Regions from separate parts of the Homo sapiens genome. Here all the other regions are linked to region 2. A link is a loop called in an ENCODE intact Hi-C map of the cell type or tissue named here. Cell type or tissue: PC-9. All regions are shown on one strand.

Region 1 (5,000 bases), 83 kb after region 2:
GTTGTTCATTCAAAATATTCATTGTGTCTGTAGCAAGAGTCAATTCTGAGAGTGTGAAAAGGAATGTGATAAAGTCTCCTTTCTTGATTTGGTCTTGAGGGACCAAATGAGTCTACTTTGGAACAGCCACCATCCACCATTACTGTGTCACATTATGTTGTCATCTTTTCTTCGCATCATCTGGAATTTTAAAAATTTGTCTCCTTGTTTACTGGCTGTCTTCCCAAGTACTTGAGTGTAAGCACTGTGAAGCCAGTGACTGTGTCTCATTTAATGTTGTATCTCCATTGCCTGTCACTTAGTGAATTCTCGGTATTTGTTGAATGAATGACTAAAGGAGGCATTTGAACTCAGCTTTGAAAGATGAATAGGAATTTTCTATGCAGACTGGGTAAGGGTGTTCCAGACATAGATACTGGGGTGAGCAGAGTCATGGAGACATGAAAATACATAGTATATTCTTGTGCTTCTTTCGGGCTGGGTTTGTTCATGTGCCACAAAAAGCTATTTTTGATACAGAAAGACCATCTGGATTTGAAGGACTCTAGATCTTTGGTTAAAAAAAAATTGAGAAACTAAATGTGTTTCTGAGCCAACTTCAGTATAGCTTTTTCCCCTCTGTAAGTCTTTTAGCCAGATGCTGGGCATTCATTATCATTAATGATTTATAGACCTTTACCAACATATTTACCACAGTTTTATTATATAACAGATGTGAAACAAGGGTATGGTTCCAATGTGCCTTCAGTCTAGCAACACACTCTGCCTTGTGCAAAGCAGTCTAATATTTTGCAAGTCCAGAACAACTGGCAGTATGTAGTTATTTTTAGAGTATATAATGGACTAAGTGGTGAGTTTCTGAGGGCATAGGGCAGAGGTTCTCAATATTAGCCAACTGTGCGTTAGAATCACCTGGGAAGCTTTTAAACATTTCAGTGCTTAGGCCATACCCTACCCAGACCAATTAAATCAGGAACTCTGGGGGCAGGACCCAGGAATCAGGTTTGTTTTTTTAAACATCTTCAGATGATGCTAGTATGCAGTAAGGTTGAGAACCATTGGCCTAGGGGGACACAAACAAGGGAAGGAGACAGATTTTTGAAGCTTGTTGTAAGTTGTTGAGGTATAAGGAGGGATCCCCAAGAGGTCAGTCATTAAGAAGATTAGGTAATTGAAGAGAATTATTAAAAAAATTATCTGAGTGGAAGAGGAGAGCTATTTTAGGGAATCAGTTTAGAAATGTATGATTTTTAGAGCAGTTGAACATACAGAGATTGGAAATCTTACAGATGGTGTCAGAGATAAACAGAGTGTGCCTGGTCGTTGAGGAGGAAGAGAGCTTGGATTCCAAATTATTCATCGACTCTAGCTTTCTAGTCACATGTAATGAGAAAACATTGTACTTGAAGTAAAATGGTCATGGGTCATAGTTCTAGATTCCCACTAATTAGTTGTGTTCATTTAGTTCAGTTAACCAACCATTTATCAAGTGCCGAACACTGTTGGACACTGGAGACAAATTAGATACAGGTCTTGCCATCCAGGATTTGATGATCTAGGAAATTTTTTTGTGTAGCCGTAGTTAAGCAGTTATTAACATCTCTGGGTCATTCTCCATTTGCAAAATGTGGTGATATGATGTTATTTCTGAGATTGCTTTTAGCTCTAACATCTTACCACAGTGATTCAAAGTAAAATCTAATAAGAATCAGCATCTCCTAAAAGTAATTATTATAGTTTTCTTCAATAGAAAAAAAAATCCAGGTAAAAAAATGGCCAAGGGGTCTAAACTGAGACAATCTTAGAAACTTACTATATCCCTTTCCTGTCTTACTTTTCTATCAGGTTCTGTTTGATTTTGACAACTATAGTTAATAAGGAAGGTTCAAGAGCAGATGCCCCTGGTAGGGGGCGGGTAGTAGCTGGTGGATTAGAGCTAAAGTAGAGCTGGTAAAAGCCTCCTGGTTGCAGAGCTGAGGGCAGATTGGGCAGGTGCACTACTAAGGTATGGTTTTGAGATCTACTATTTCCAGCACCTTGTTGAAAAGTTGATAGCTACATTCATCACCCAGGTGAAGTCTACCATAATGAGGAAAAAATTGCTTATCTTGCCAGCAGCCCTCAGGATAAACTTAGGAGAACTGGGGAGATTTGTTTTTCTGATGATTCTTGGATTTTGTAGTGCAGTCATTGTTTGCTTTGCTGCCTTGTAGGGGAGGAAGGGAAGAGGCTAAGGGGAGAGGGTGGGTGAAACAGCTGTCAAAGAAAGAGGAGTCCTGAAAAGCTATTTGTGTTTGGGAGCTGGAGCTCAATGGTAGGGCTGTGGTAGTTTTGTAGGCCACACTCTCTTGTTGCTGTTTTGCTTTTGGGACATAACACTAATAAATAGGATTAGTGGTTTTTTTTTTTTTTAAACGATACCCTTAGCTTGTTAGAGTTAAAACAGCTTTTGTTCTAAAACACTCTATCAGAGACTATTAAAGAATGATTTTTCTTATATAACTGTTGCACTCAACATGTTCCATTGTAGGGACTGTAGCATGGTTTCTATTCAGATATCCTGGACCCTCAGACCTCAAATTACCGTCCAACCATTTCCTTTTCTCCTACCCACTTCCCTGTTCATTCTGCAGTTCTTGTAATCACCCCAGCAAATGTTTATTTAGCGCCCGTATGCCCTGTACCATGCTGGCTGTTGAGGATGTGGAGGGAGGCAGAGAGAGAGAGACAGTCCATGACCTCAGGGGCTCCCAGTGTAGTAGGGAGACTGGTACCAACAAGACCTATAATGTGGTAAGTGCATTAAGAGAATTGAGTAAATGGGGAGATGGGGGGAGGAGGGTCTAAACTAGCTGGGACCGGTGGAAGTCAGGGAAAGGGACCTGGGGGATGTAACAGGAGCTATCCTTCTGTGTTTTAAACAGTAGAAAGAATAGAGAAATACTGGTTTAATGGGTAGAACACAGGGTGGGGGAATTAGGACTCTTCCTTTTCGGTCTTTTGTGTTCAAAAGTATAGCAGCTTTCTTTGCTTCTTGCTCCTAGCATCAGATTATCTATTCCCCTGGAATTATGTGGGTTGGAGAAGAATGGAAAGGAATTTGCCCACCTGCATGGAGAGAGAGGGAGGCAGTAGGGATGTGGGTGTTTAAAAGCCCTTGGCATGATTGGCTGTAAGTACAGATGGCTATTTGTGTTACCATTATTGTAGCTGTTATGCCTACATTCCCTTTGGTGTGCCTCTCTACAGGGATAATTGTGGGGTCCTGACTTATAAGTCTTCCTGCTGCTGGATAAAATAGATGCTGATGTGTTGTGCGTTACAGGGTATACAGTGAATTCTGTGTGGGCTGTCTTCTTACTGCTGCCTTGATCTTTTGGGGCCTCAAACATAAGGGGAAAATGACTAATTTTGTGTGTGCAAATTCACATTGGTGAAAACCAGTAAAACCATAAAAATGGTTATATTCAATTTTCCTAAGGGATTGACCTCCAAATGAAGCTAAAATTAACTTTGGTGAATGCTTATATTTTTAAATTTTTAATTCTAATTTTTTTTTTTTTTTTGAAATGGAGTCTTGCTCTGTCACCCAGGCTGAAGTGCAGTGGCATGATCTTGGCTTACTGCAATCTCAGACTCCTAGGTTCAAGGGATTCTTATGCCTCAGCCTCCTGAGTAGCTGTGACCACAGGCGGGCACCACCACACCTGGCTAATTTTTGTATTTTTAGTAGAGATAAGGATTTACCATGTTGGCCAGGCTGGTCTCGAACTCCTGGCCTCAAGTGATCTGCCCACCTTTCCTCCCAAAGTGCTGGGATTACTGGTGTGAGCCACCACGCCTGGCTGAATGTTTGGATTTTTGAAAGCATTAAATACCAAGGGCTGAGTATCTAGGGAAAAGGTGATTTGTCTGTGAAATCCAAGGAACTGGCTACATTCTGTGTATAACTCTGAGGGAAATAGAACAGAAAGAGGATGGGCTTTACAGTTGCTCTGCATATTTTTTGTTGTGGGACCTTGCTCAATCTACCTAACTTTTCTCAAGCCTCAGTTTTTTCATTAGTAAAATGAAGATAATAATTACTACCATAACGTTGTTTTGGTGATTAAAAATTTATTATTCCACTACTAAAAGCCTTTCAAAGGCTTCTTTCTTAGTATTTATGTCCCAACAGAATGGAATCACTTGCTATCTTTTTCTCCTCTGTGCTTTTTTACCATTTTTCTTGTATCTCTTTTTACCTCTCTACTCAGAAAATTCTCCATAAAGTAAAACACATAACATAAATACATAAGCGTGCAAAGTCAGGTTGCTCCTTAGATCTCAGCCAAATGGTATTTTGTTTTCAAGGAAGCCTTTCCTGAGCCCGATCCCATTCCAGTCTGGAAGATGTCCTTTCTTTTAATTTGTCTGTCCCACCTGCTAAACTGTAAGTTCTCTGAGGGCAGAGATTGTCATATTTACTATTGGGTCTTCCTCTTTTTTGTCTTGTAAATGGTGTATGGTCTGTATGCAAGCTGCTTGCAAAACTCAGGGCAATACCAAGAGACATAGCACCCCCCACCCCCGCCCCAATTGATTTATAACCAGAAGAAAACCGCTTAATTTTCACCTAATTGATGGTAAAGCCTGGTTACTTTGGGGATAAATTTGGCTTTGAAAGTAAACCTGATGCTTTGTGCTTTGGTAGATATTTAACTTCTGTTCTCTTTCATACACAAGAGTTACTCCTTTGCTTTGAGTAGAAAACCATTAGAAAACCAGGGTAGAACTTTTGGCAATTATCCAGTTTAGTAATTGGGCCAAATAGTTCTAATCTCACCACAACCACTACTTCTTAGAAAATGATCTCTTTAAACAAAACATGGAACATCTCTGAGGATGAAAACCTAAGGGAAGGAATAGTTGGAGATCCCCAAATATACTCATATAGATTCCCCCCATTCTTTTTCCTATTTATGGGTGTTCAAGCCTTGGAGAGATGTGTGTGTGTTGAT
Region 2 (5,000 bases):
GGTCTCAAACTCCTGACCTCAGGTGATCCACCCGCCTCGGCCTCCCTAAGTGCTGGGATTATAGGTGTGAGCCACTGTGCCTGGCCTACCTTTGCCCATTTTTAAATTGATCTGTTTTCTACTTGTTGTTGCAATAAGAGCTCTTTATATATTCTGGATACAAGGCCCTAATCAGATATATTATCTGATTATTTGCAAATGTTTTGTAGCAACGATTGTGCTATTACTATGGTTTGGTCAGTGTTATTGTGGCTCTGTCCTTCTGGTCCACGCAGAAGTAGATGTAGGCTGTTAAAATGAGGTATGAATCTTAGCACATAAACTTGATAGTGCAAAAACTGTGACTTTCTTCTTTTTTTTTTCTTTTCCTTGAGACGGAGTCTTGTTCTGTCACCCAGGCTGAAGTGCAATGGGGTGATCTCGGCTCACTGCCACCTCTGCCTAATGGGTTCAAACAATTCTCCTGCCTCAGCCTCCCGAGTAGCTGGGATTACAGGCACCCACCAGAACTAATTTTTGTATTTTTAGTAAAGATGAGTTTTCACCATGTTGGCCAGGCCGGTCTCGAACTCCCGACCTCAGGTGATCCACCCGCCTCGGCCTCCCAAAGTGCTGGGATTACAGGCGTGAGCCACTGCACCCAGCCCTCTTCATTTTTCAATATCTGAACTAAATTTCTTTATTGATTCTCCATTGCTGTTGATGATGGAAATGTAATCTCAGTCAATTTGGGATTTTCCTACCCTCCTCAGGGTTGCAGATGGCCGTTGAGGGACTCAGATTGAGCCAAGTCCTAGGAGAGGTATCATAAACGCCCCCCGGGCATCTGCCTGCTCTTGGGTCATTGCATCAGTCAGGGGTCAACTAGAGAAATTAAAGACACAGAACAAATAGGAGATATATGATATATGTATGATTTTATATTCTCTCTCCCTCTCTCTCCATATATACATGTATTTGGGGAGGGGGGTGGGGTGAGGGTGTAGGTGTGATTATTGCAAGGAATTGGTTTATACACACAGGGCTGGCTAGGCAAGTCCGAAATTTGTAGGGCTGGTTGTTAGGAAGGCTGGAACTCTTCAGCACAAGCTGAAATTGCTATTGGCTGGCAGAATTTCTTCCTCTTCAAGGGCACCTCAGTTCTACCCATAAAGTCTTTCAGACTCACCCAGATTATCTGGGATAATCTCCCTTACTTGAAGTAAACTAATTATAGACAAATCACATCTACAAAATGCCTTCAAGCAACATCTAGATTAGTGTTTGAGGCTAGGCATGGTGGCAGATCACTTGAGCCCAAGGGTCAGAGGCCAGCCTGGGCAACAAGGCAAAACCCTGTCTCTACAAAAAAAAAAACATTAGCCAGGATTTTTTCATTTAATTATTATTTTTTAAACTAAAAGAAAAAATAGATTAGTGTTTGATCAAATAACAGGAGACCATAGTTTAGCCAAGCTGACACATAAAACTGACAAACTGACACAAAACAGACCTTGGTCAATTTGAAATCTCTGATGTGCCCCACTCCACACCCCCACCTCCTGGGCCAGCCGCCTCCTCACCGCCCAGCACAGTGCGGGGGTGGGTGGGGAGGAGCACAGGGACCACCACCGGGTGGCCTGCCTTTCTTTTTTTTATTCTTTTTTTTTTTTTTGAGACAGAGTCTTGTTCTGCCACCCAGGCTGAAGTGCAGTGGGGTGATCTCGGCTCACTGCCACCTCTGCCTCCTGGGTTCAAGCGATTCTTTTGCCTCAGCCTCGAGTAGCTGGGATTACAGGTGCCCACCCCGACTAATTTTTGTATTTTTAGTAGAGATAGGGTTTCACCATGTTGGCCAGGCTGGTCTCGAACTCCTGACCCCAGGTAACCCGCCCGCCTCGGCCTCCCTAAGTACTGGGATTAAAGGCGTGAGCCACCGCTCCAGACCGCGTGGCCTGCGTTTCTATCCCATTCTGCTATCCCTAGCCGGGAGACATCGCCAAGTTACCTAACCGCCTTTTGCCTCAGTTTCCTTACTGTGCAACGGGGATAATCATAGTCTCCACTTCCTATGGTTGTTGTGAGGAGCAAATCGGCAGGAACAGGGAAAAAGTGCTTAGAACAGTGGCTGGCAGGGCTCAGTCAATATTCTCTCATCCTGCTTCCGCTCCACTCCGGGTGTAAGGGTCTTCCGGGGTCATCGAGATCTCAGCTCTCAGATGTCCACATGTAAGGGAGATCTTACAGGGAGATCTTTCCCTGCCCCCAGCGCATAGCTAGACAAGCGGGGTGGCCTGGAGAAGAGACCGCGCAGCACGTGGGCTGCGGACCCCGAAATCGCCCTGGCCGTGCGCGCGCGCCCTCTAGAGGACGTCAGGGGAACCTCCCGTGAAGGAGAAACTACGATTGTTGGGGACCCTGGCAACTTTGCTGGGGAACAGAGAGTCACATAAAGAGAAGGCGTTTTCTTGTCCCTCTCACTTCAAAAGATACCTTTAATAGGCACGTCCTGGGCTCCCACAGCTCTCAACCGAGAGGGAGGCGCGCCATGGCCTATTGACACCCGGGGGACGGCGCCAGCAGGGGCGGCCTCCAGGGGGCGCCACGGAGCTGCTGCTCCGGCCTCTCGAGAGCAGTGGGCGGCGGGACTCAGGCCCGTGCCCGCGCCACTGGGCGTTCTTGGAAAACGCTGATTTCCTGCCATGAAATGGGCGGAGACCTCGAGAGTTTGCAATCCGGGGTATTGCTAGCTGCCAGCCGGAGGGACATCAGTCACGTGACCGCGTTCTGCCTGCAGGACCCGCTGTGAGCTCCTCCGAGCCAGGCTTCTACCTCCGCCTCCCTCGCTTGATTCCCGGACGAGTATGTCTTTAGATTTGGTCGTGCCTGTCTCCTCCCTTCTCCCTGATGCCCCAGAGGGAGCTTTAATTAGCCTCAGTGCTGCCTGACTGGAAAGCAGTCCGATGGTGAAAATCCCCTGCTGTCAAATTATCTGGGATCCCAGCCTGGCCTGTCTGGTGATGTGGCATGTTATATGTCGCAGTGGTTGACGCTGGCCACAGCAGGCTGGAGGGAAAGGAGAGGATCAGGACAAAAAGTGACACCTCGTGAGGGTTTGTGAATTCTTGCCCCTTTACTAACGTCCCAGCCAGGGTTTCTGGACCAAACTGGTGCTCTCAGACTCTGAAATCCTGCCTCAGAGGTGAAGAGGCACCCCCTGTCCCCTGCCCCTACAGGCCTCTCCGTGGGTTCATTGGAACTTCACGCACGTAGGGCCCCAAAAGCTCCCCGCAAGCTGGAAGAGAAGCAGGCGAGGGTCAGGGAAGGAGCTTGAGTTTTGGAAAAAAGCAGACCTGAGACAGGGACTCGAATCTTGTTCCTGCTAATAACTGGACCCTGGATAAATTCTTAAGTTCTATAAGCCTCAGATTCCTCATCTGTAAGATAAGCATCATAATTCCTACTTCTCAGGATTAAAGAAAATATATGGGAAGTGCCTAGCACAGAACCTAGCATGTAGTGAATAGCTAATAAATATGTGTTGAAGAAATGAATTAGCTAACTAATTAAGTCAATAATCAATGAATATTCTAAGTAGTAGAATCTCAAGCTCACAGACCCATAGAACTGGAAGCATCTTAGAGATCACGGTCCAACCCCTTTATACTAGATGTTTAGAGTACTTCCAGATCCAAGTATCATGGCAGAGTGTTTAAGAATGTGGACTAGGCCAGGTATGGTGGCTCACACCTGTAATCCCAGCACTTTGGGAGGCCAGGGTGGGTGGATCACCTGAGGAGTTCGAGACCAGCCTGGCTAACATGGCAAAACCCCGTCTCTACTAATAATACAAAATCAGCCAGATGTGGTGGCACACGCCCGTAATCCCAGCTACTCGGGAGGCTGAGGCAGGAGAATCGCTTGAACCTGGGAGACTGAGGTTGTAGTGAGCCAAGATCAAGCCATTGCACTCCAGCCTGGGCGACAAGAGCGAAACTCCATCTCCAAAAAAAAAAAAAAGAGAGAGAATGTGGACTATAGGGCCAAGCTGCTTTGGTGCAAACTCTTGCTCTGATGCTAACTAGTGTGTGATCTTGGGCAAGTTATGTAATCTCTCTTTACCTCAATTTCCTCTTCTGTAAAATGGGGATAATGGCATCTGCGTCCTAGGTTGCTAGAAAGAGAAAGAATAAGAGAATACCTTAAAAAACACCTAAGGCAGTACATGTTAACTATTGTATCAGGTGCCATCAGGGATTATGTCAGGCTCCCATCGTCTTGTCCAAAGATTAGTGGTATTCAACTTTTTTCAAACAAAAACGTATGTAAATGTCAAATTATTCATCCATTGGTTCAAAATAAATGTTGAGTATCTGCTCTGGGCTAGGGCTCATTCTAGGTATTGAGGAATACAAACTAAGCGTCTCTATTCTTATAGAGCTTACATGCTACTGGAGGGGAACATAAAATATACAAACAAATGAAAATAAATCTGTAACACATCAGGTTGTGATGAGGGCTAACCAGAAGAGTAAAGCAGGATAAAGAGAGATGCAAATAGGAAATGTGTACATGGGTTCAGGGAAGCCCTCTCTGATAAAGAGACGGTTGAGCAAAGATCTGAAGCAAGTAGGAGAGTAATCACTGTTGATATCCGGAAGGAAGAGCAATCCAGGCAGGGGGAACAGCCAGTGCAATGGCCCTGAGGTAGGAGAGTGCTTAGCATAATCAAGGACAGCATGACTGGAGGAGAGGGAGCAAGGGAGAGGGTGGTAGATGAGGTCAGAGAGGTAGTCAAGGATGGTGAGAAGTGGTTGGATTATGGGAACATTTTAAAGATGGAGGTGGCCAGGCATGGTGGCTCATGCCTTTAATCCCAGCACTTTGAAAGGCCGAGGTTGGTGGATCCCTTGAGTTCAGAAGTTCGAGAGCAGCCTGGCCAACACGGCAAAACCCCATCTCTAATAAAAACACAAAAATTAGCCGGGTGTGGTGGCACATGCCTGTAGTCCCAGCTACCC
Region 3 (5,000 bases), 140 kb after region 2:
CAAAGCACAGAGACTGTCAAATGAATCTCCCAGTCTTAGTTATATAGGTAGTAAGTAAAGAATTGGACTTGAACCCCGATTTTCAGCCTCCATGTCTTGTATTTCCCTTTTGTATTTGTCTGTCAGTGTCTCTCTGAATATAAGTGTTCTTTTGCTGGTGTGACAAGATAAGATATTCTGGAATCTTTGGAGAATGTGGGAGCATGAAGTCTTCATATGACTTGAAAGTTCTTGAGTAACTTATTTCTGTCAAGTTTTCTATCTTGTTTGTTAAAATAACTTATGATCTAAATTTTATCTTTTCATATTTTAAATACAAAGAAAAATGTCATGTTGTCAATTTTTTTGAGACTCTGTTGCCCAGGCTGGAATGAAGTGGCGCAATCTTGGCTCACTGCAACATTTGCCTCCCGGGTTCAAGTGATTCTTCTGCCTCAGCCTCCTGAGTAGCTGGGATTACAGACATGCGACACTAAGCCTGGCTAATTTTTGTATTTTTAGTAGAGACAGTGTTTTGCCATGTTGGCCAGGCTGATCTCAAACTTCTGACCTCAGGTGATCTGCTCACCTCAGCCTCCCAAAGTGCTGGAATTACAGATGTGAACCACCACGCGGGGCCCATTCTTTGATGTTTAAAATGCTTGTCAATGACTTCTCAAAACTATATTTTTTTCTTCAATTTTCTAAAATTCTGTTGAAAGACACAATGTCCCATTGATTAGCAGAAACAAGTGGGAACATCAAAGGAGATGCTTAAGTTGACAAATATAACATAGACAATTATAGATTTAAATTCAGAGTGGCAGCCTTACTTTTAATAAGAGGGTAAATTTAAAATGACCTAAGGGTTTCTTTTCTTAACAAGTATTTTCTTTCCTCAAGATTTTTTTTTTCTTTTTTCTAACCAGTTTTTTCATGGGTAGAAAATGAACTTTATTTTAGTCAAATTTTTGCAATGAACTTTCAAGGCTTTTTTTTTATTGGGAGCTGTGGACAACAGCAAATATATCTTCTGTAGTGCTCATTTGGCTTGATTGAAGAAATGATGACTACTTTTCTTCCCTCGGGGATAGTTGGTGGAATGGAGGACATGGTAAGTGTGTTCAGGTTCTAGCTTAGTGCTTTTGAGCTTAAAAAAAGACTGACCCCAAGGAGGCAGTTGCTTTTATGTCATGACCCAGTATACACACATACATATATGTTGACTATAACTTAGAATTAGTCTTACCAAATGCTGCCTATCTTAACCATGTTCTAAGTACTGTGATATTTTCTGTCCCCTTCAAAAAATTGTCGATTGTGACTAACGATTGACCAAAATTGATTTCTGCTGGATTTTTCCTGGACCCACTAATGGATTGCAACCTGTTTGAAAAACATTGTTCTAATACTTACATTCCTTAAAAATGCAACCTTAAAGAAACCTCATGCCTTTATTTTTTTGAGATGGAGTCTCACTTTGTCACCTAGGCTGGAGTGCAGTGGCATGATCTCTGCTCATTGCAACCTCCACCTCCCAGGCTCAAGTGGTCCTCCTACCTCAGCCTCCTGAGTAGCTGGGACCGCAGGTGTGCACCTCCATGCCCAGCTAGTTTTTGTATTTTTGGTAGAGATGGGGTTTCACCATGTTGCCCAGGTTGGTCTTGAACTCCTGAGTTCATGCGTTCCACCCGCCTCAACCTCCCAAAGTGCTGGGATTACAGCCGTAAGCTTCCATGCCGGGACACAAGAAACCCCATACCTTTTAGCAGTCACTCCCCTACTTTCCATCTCTCCACCCAAGCTCTAAGGCCCCCCAGCTGGAGACTGAATTAAAATGGTTCAGAAGTAAAACGTTACCCCTTCTGTATCTCGCAATCTATAATAATTTTCTTTCTGATCCTCTTTTTTTTTTTTTTTTTAACTAAACATGCTTTTGCTTTGCTCTTAAATTACAGGAAGTGTGAAATTGCTTTTTTTCCCCCCTGTTAGGTTGTCTAGAACCCCACTTTCAGCCTTTGTGCAAAGCTTTTTCAAACTGTTGCTTCTGTCCAACATCTGACCTCAGGTCACCCATCAATAGTTTAGGTCCTTCTGTGGTGTTGTCCTTACACCCTCTAGTGGATGAAGGTCTGGTATATGCTGTAGTGTCTAGTGTTCTTGTAGCACTTTTCTCAATCCATGTAATCAGCTTTACTATTACATTTTAGATCATTTCATTCTTCAAACAGTTAAAAATCTTTTCACTCCAGGAAAGACTGTTTTATTTCTTCTGCTGCTCACTGCCATGCTAAGTAATATGCTTATTCTGCTGTTTCATGATTTGTCCAAATTTTGGCACTATTCTTTGGCTTCCTACTGTTGAAGATGAGAAATTAGCAATTTTATTTTATTTTATTTTTATTTTTTGAGACAAGGTCTTGTTGTGTTGCCCAGGCAGGAGTGCAGGTGTGTCATCTTGGCTTACTGCAACCTCCGCCTCCTGGGTACAAGTGATTCTTGTGCCTCATCCTCCCCTGTAGCTGGCATTACAGGCGCACACCACCAAACCCGACTACTTTTTATATTTTTAGTAGAGATGGGGTTCCTCTGTGTTGGCCAGGCTGATCTCGAACTCCTGACCTCAAGTGATCCGCCTGCTTCAGCCTCCCAAAGTGCTGGGATTACAGGTATGAGCCACTGCGCCTGCCCAGAAATTAGCAGTTTTATAGACCTCTTTCCTTCTAATAAAGCCATTTTTTGGGTCAAATCAATATTTATTGATTTGTGAATATATAATAATTATTATGACTATTTATTTTATATCCAAACAAAATATTATTACTTTGCCTGTCTTACATATTTGTTTCCCTTGGAGTTACTATGTAGAGAAAATAAATATAAATATGTATTTGGCTGTTGCTTTTTAAAAAGCTCTATGGCCAGCGCAGTGGCTCACGCCTGTAATCCCAGCACTTTGGGAGACTGCGGCGGGGGAATCACCTGAGGTCTGGAGCTCGAAACCAGCCTGGCCAACATGGGGAAACCCTATCTCTACTAAAAATACAAAAATTAGTGGGGCATGGTGGCGGGTGCCTGTAATCCCAGCTACTTGGGAGCTGAGGCACGAGAATCGCTTGAACCCAGGAGGCGGAGGTTGCAGTGAGCTGAGATTATGCCACTGCACTCGAGCCTGGGCGACAGAGTGAGACTCCGTCTCAAAAAAAAAAAAAAAAAAAAAAGTTCTATTAAGATGTCATTTCTATACCTAAAATTTACTCAATGTAAGTGACTTGTTCAGTGATATTTAGTAAACGTATAGAGTTGTGTCACAGTCCAGCTTTAGTACATTTCCCTCATTCCCCAAATTCTTTCAAATTCTTTTGCAGTCATTCCCTGCTCCCTCTCCAGTCCTCCCTCTCTCCCCCAGCCAACCACTGCTCTGCTTTCTGACTTTATAAAATTGCCTCTTTTGTGCTGGACACGGTAGCTCATGCCTGTATACCAGTACTTTGGGAGGCCGAGGCAGGAGGATCCTTTGAGCCCAGGAGTTCAAGACCAGCGTGGGCAACACAGCGAGACCATGTCTCAAAAAAAACAAAAAAAATGGTCGCTTTTGGACATTTTATATAAATGGAATTATATGATATATGTAGTCTTTGGCATGAGATTTCTTACAATTAGTATAATGTTTTTGAGGTTCATCCAGGTTGTAGTATGTATCACTGTGTCATTTTTTATTTTTTTTTGCTAAATAATATTTCATTATAGTGATGTATCACCTTTTGTTTATTTGTTTACCAGTTGGTAGATATTTGTATTGTTTCCAACTTGGCTATTATGAATAGTGCTGATATGAAGAATTACCTGCAAATCTGTGTGTTGACATACTTTAATTTCTCTTGGGTAGATTTCTAGGAGTGGAATTACTGAGGCAATGGTAAACTCATGTATAATTTCTTCTTTTTAAGAGAAATAAGCCAGTGTGGTGGCTCATGCCTGTAATCCCAGCACTTTGGGAGGCTGAGGTGGGTGGATCACTTGAGGTCAGGAGTTTGAGACCAGCCTGGTTAACCCAGTTAAACCCCATCTCTACTAGAAATACAAAAATAAAATAAATAAAATAAAATAATAATAATCATAATAAAAGAGAAATGAGGTCGCCAATGCTGGAGTGTGGTGGTGCAATCATAGTTCAATTTAGCTTTGAACTCCTGCCTCAAGTGATCCTCCTGTCTCAGCCTCCCTGAGTAGCTGGTATTACCAGCTTGAGACAACGTGGCCTCATGCATAACTTTTAAAGAAACCACAGACTGTTTTCCAAAGTGGCTTGGTTTTATCTAACTTTTTGTTATAATGAGTGTATGGTAATAGCTCATTGTGGTTTAATTTGCATTTCCCTAATAATTAAGTAGGTACCTTTTCATGTGCTTATCAGCCACTTATGTTTGCTTTGGTGAGATGTCTATTCAGGTCTTTTGCCCACTTTTTATTTGGTTTTTCTTCTTATTGAGTTGTAAGAAGTCTTTATATATTCTGGGTACAAGTTCTTTGTCAGATTTACAATTTGCAAATATTTGTTCTCAGTTATGAGGTTTTGTAATATGTATCTTCGTCCTTCTCCAATAAAAGAAAACAGAATTGTTTTCATCCATATTTGCTAAGTTTGCATAAATTCTGAATAACTATTTTATGAAAGCAACTATGAAAACAGGCATTTGCCTCTCTGCTGAGGCCTGGTGGTTCCTTCAAAGAAGATTTGCAGGTTTGTAGTGGCTTCGTGCTTGGCTACAGCCTTCTCCCGATGCTTGGTGGCAAGCATGTTTGGGCAGGAAAGCTCTTCATGTGATGAAGAGAAATTGTGCTGCTTTCTGCATGTCCTAAGGTATATGGCAGAGTGAGGATCAGCTAGGTTCATTGGCTTTTATTTTTTTAAACTGTAGCTTCTATATAAAGCTGTTTTGTGGCAATTTCTCTGCAGACAGACAGACAGACACCCCTGCCCCCCCAACAGACACAGACACACACACATATGCACACAC

The links. Peaks named below come from ENCODE experiments on the same cell type or tissue, not always from the same donor. Only the 100,000 strongest peaks of a DNase experiment are listed, where the experiment ranks them.
Region 1: it touches region 2 in a loop (4-fold over the local background); 2 of 110 quality-filtered maps call a loop at or near these places.
Region 3: it touches region 2 in a loop (14-fold over the local background); 81 of 110 quality-filtered maps call a loop at or near these places.

What each region holds. Positions count from the first base shown.
Region 1 is chr22:35,980,208-35,985,207 of GRCh38, reverse strand. The region is part of intron 1 of RBFOX2 (RNA binding fox-1 homolog 2); the gene reads left to right. Among named protein-coding and RNA genes, the nearest start is that of RBFOX2, 46 kb to the left of the region's middle. In PC-9, no CTCF peak of the experiment used is centred here; no DNase peak of the experiment used is centred here.
Region 2 is chr22:36,063,650-36,068,649 of GRCh38, reverse strand. No RefSeq gene overlaps it. Among named protein-coding and RNA genes, the nearest start is that of RBFOX2, 37 kb to the right of the region's middle. In PC-9, CTCF peaks have their summits at 2,196 and 2,409; a DNase peak (open chromatin) is centred at 2,699; H3K4me3 peaks cover 1,545 bases; H3K27ac peaks cover 1,588 bases.
Region 3 is chr22:35,928,218-35,933,217 of GRCh38, reverse strand. The region is part of intron 2 of RBFOX2 (RNA binding fox-1 homolog 2); the gene reads left to right. Among named protein-coding and RNA genes, the nearest start is that of RBFOX2, 98 kb to the left of the region's middle. In PC-9, a CTCF peak has its summit at 2,077 (motif pointing left); a DNase peak (open chromatin) is centred at 2,087.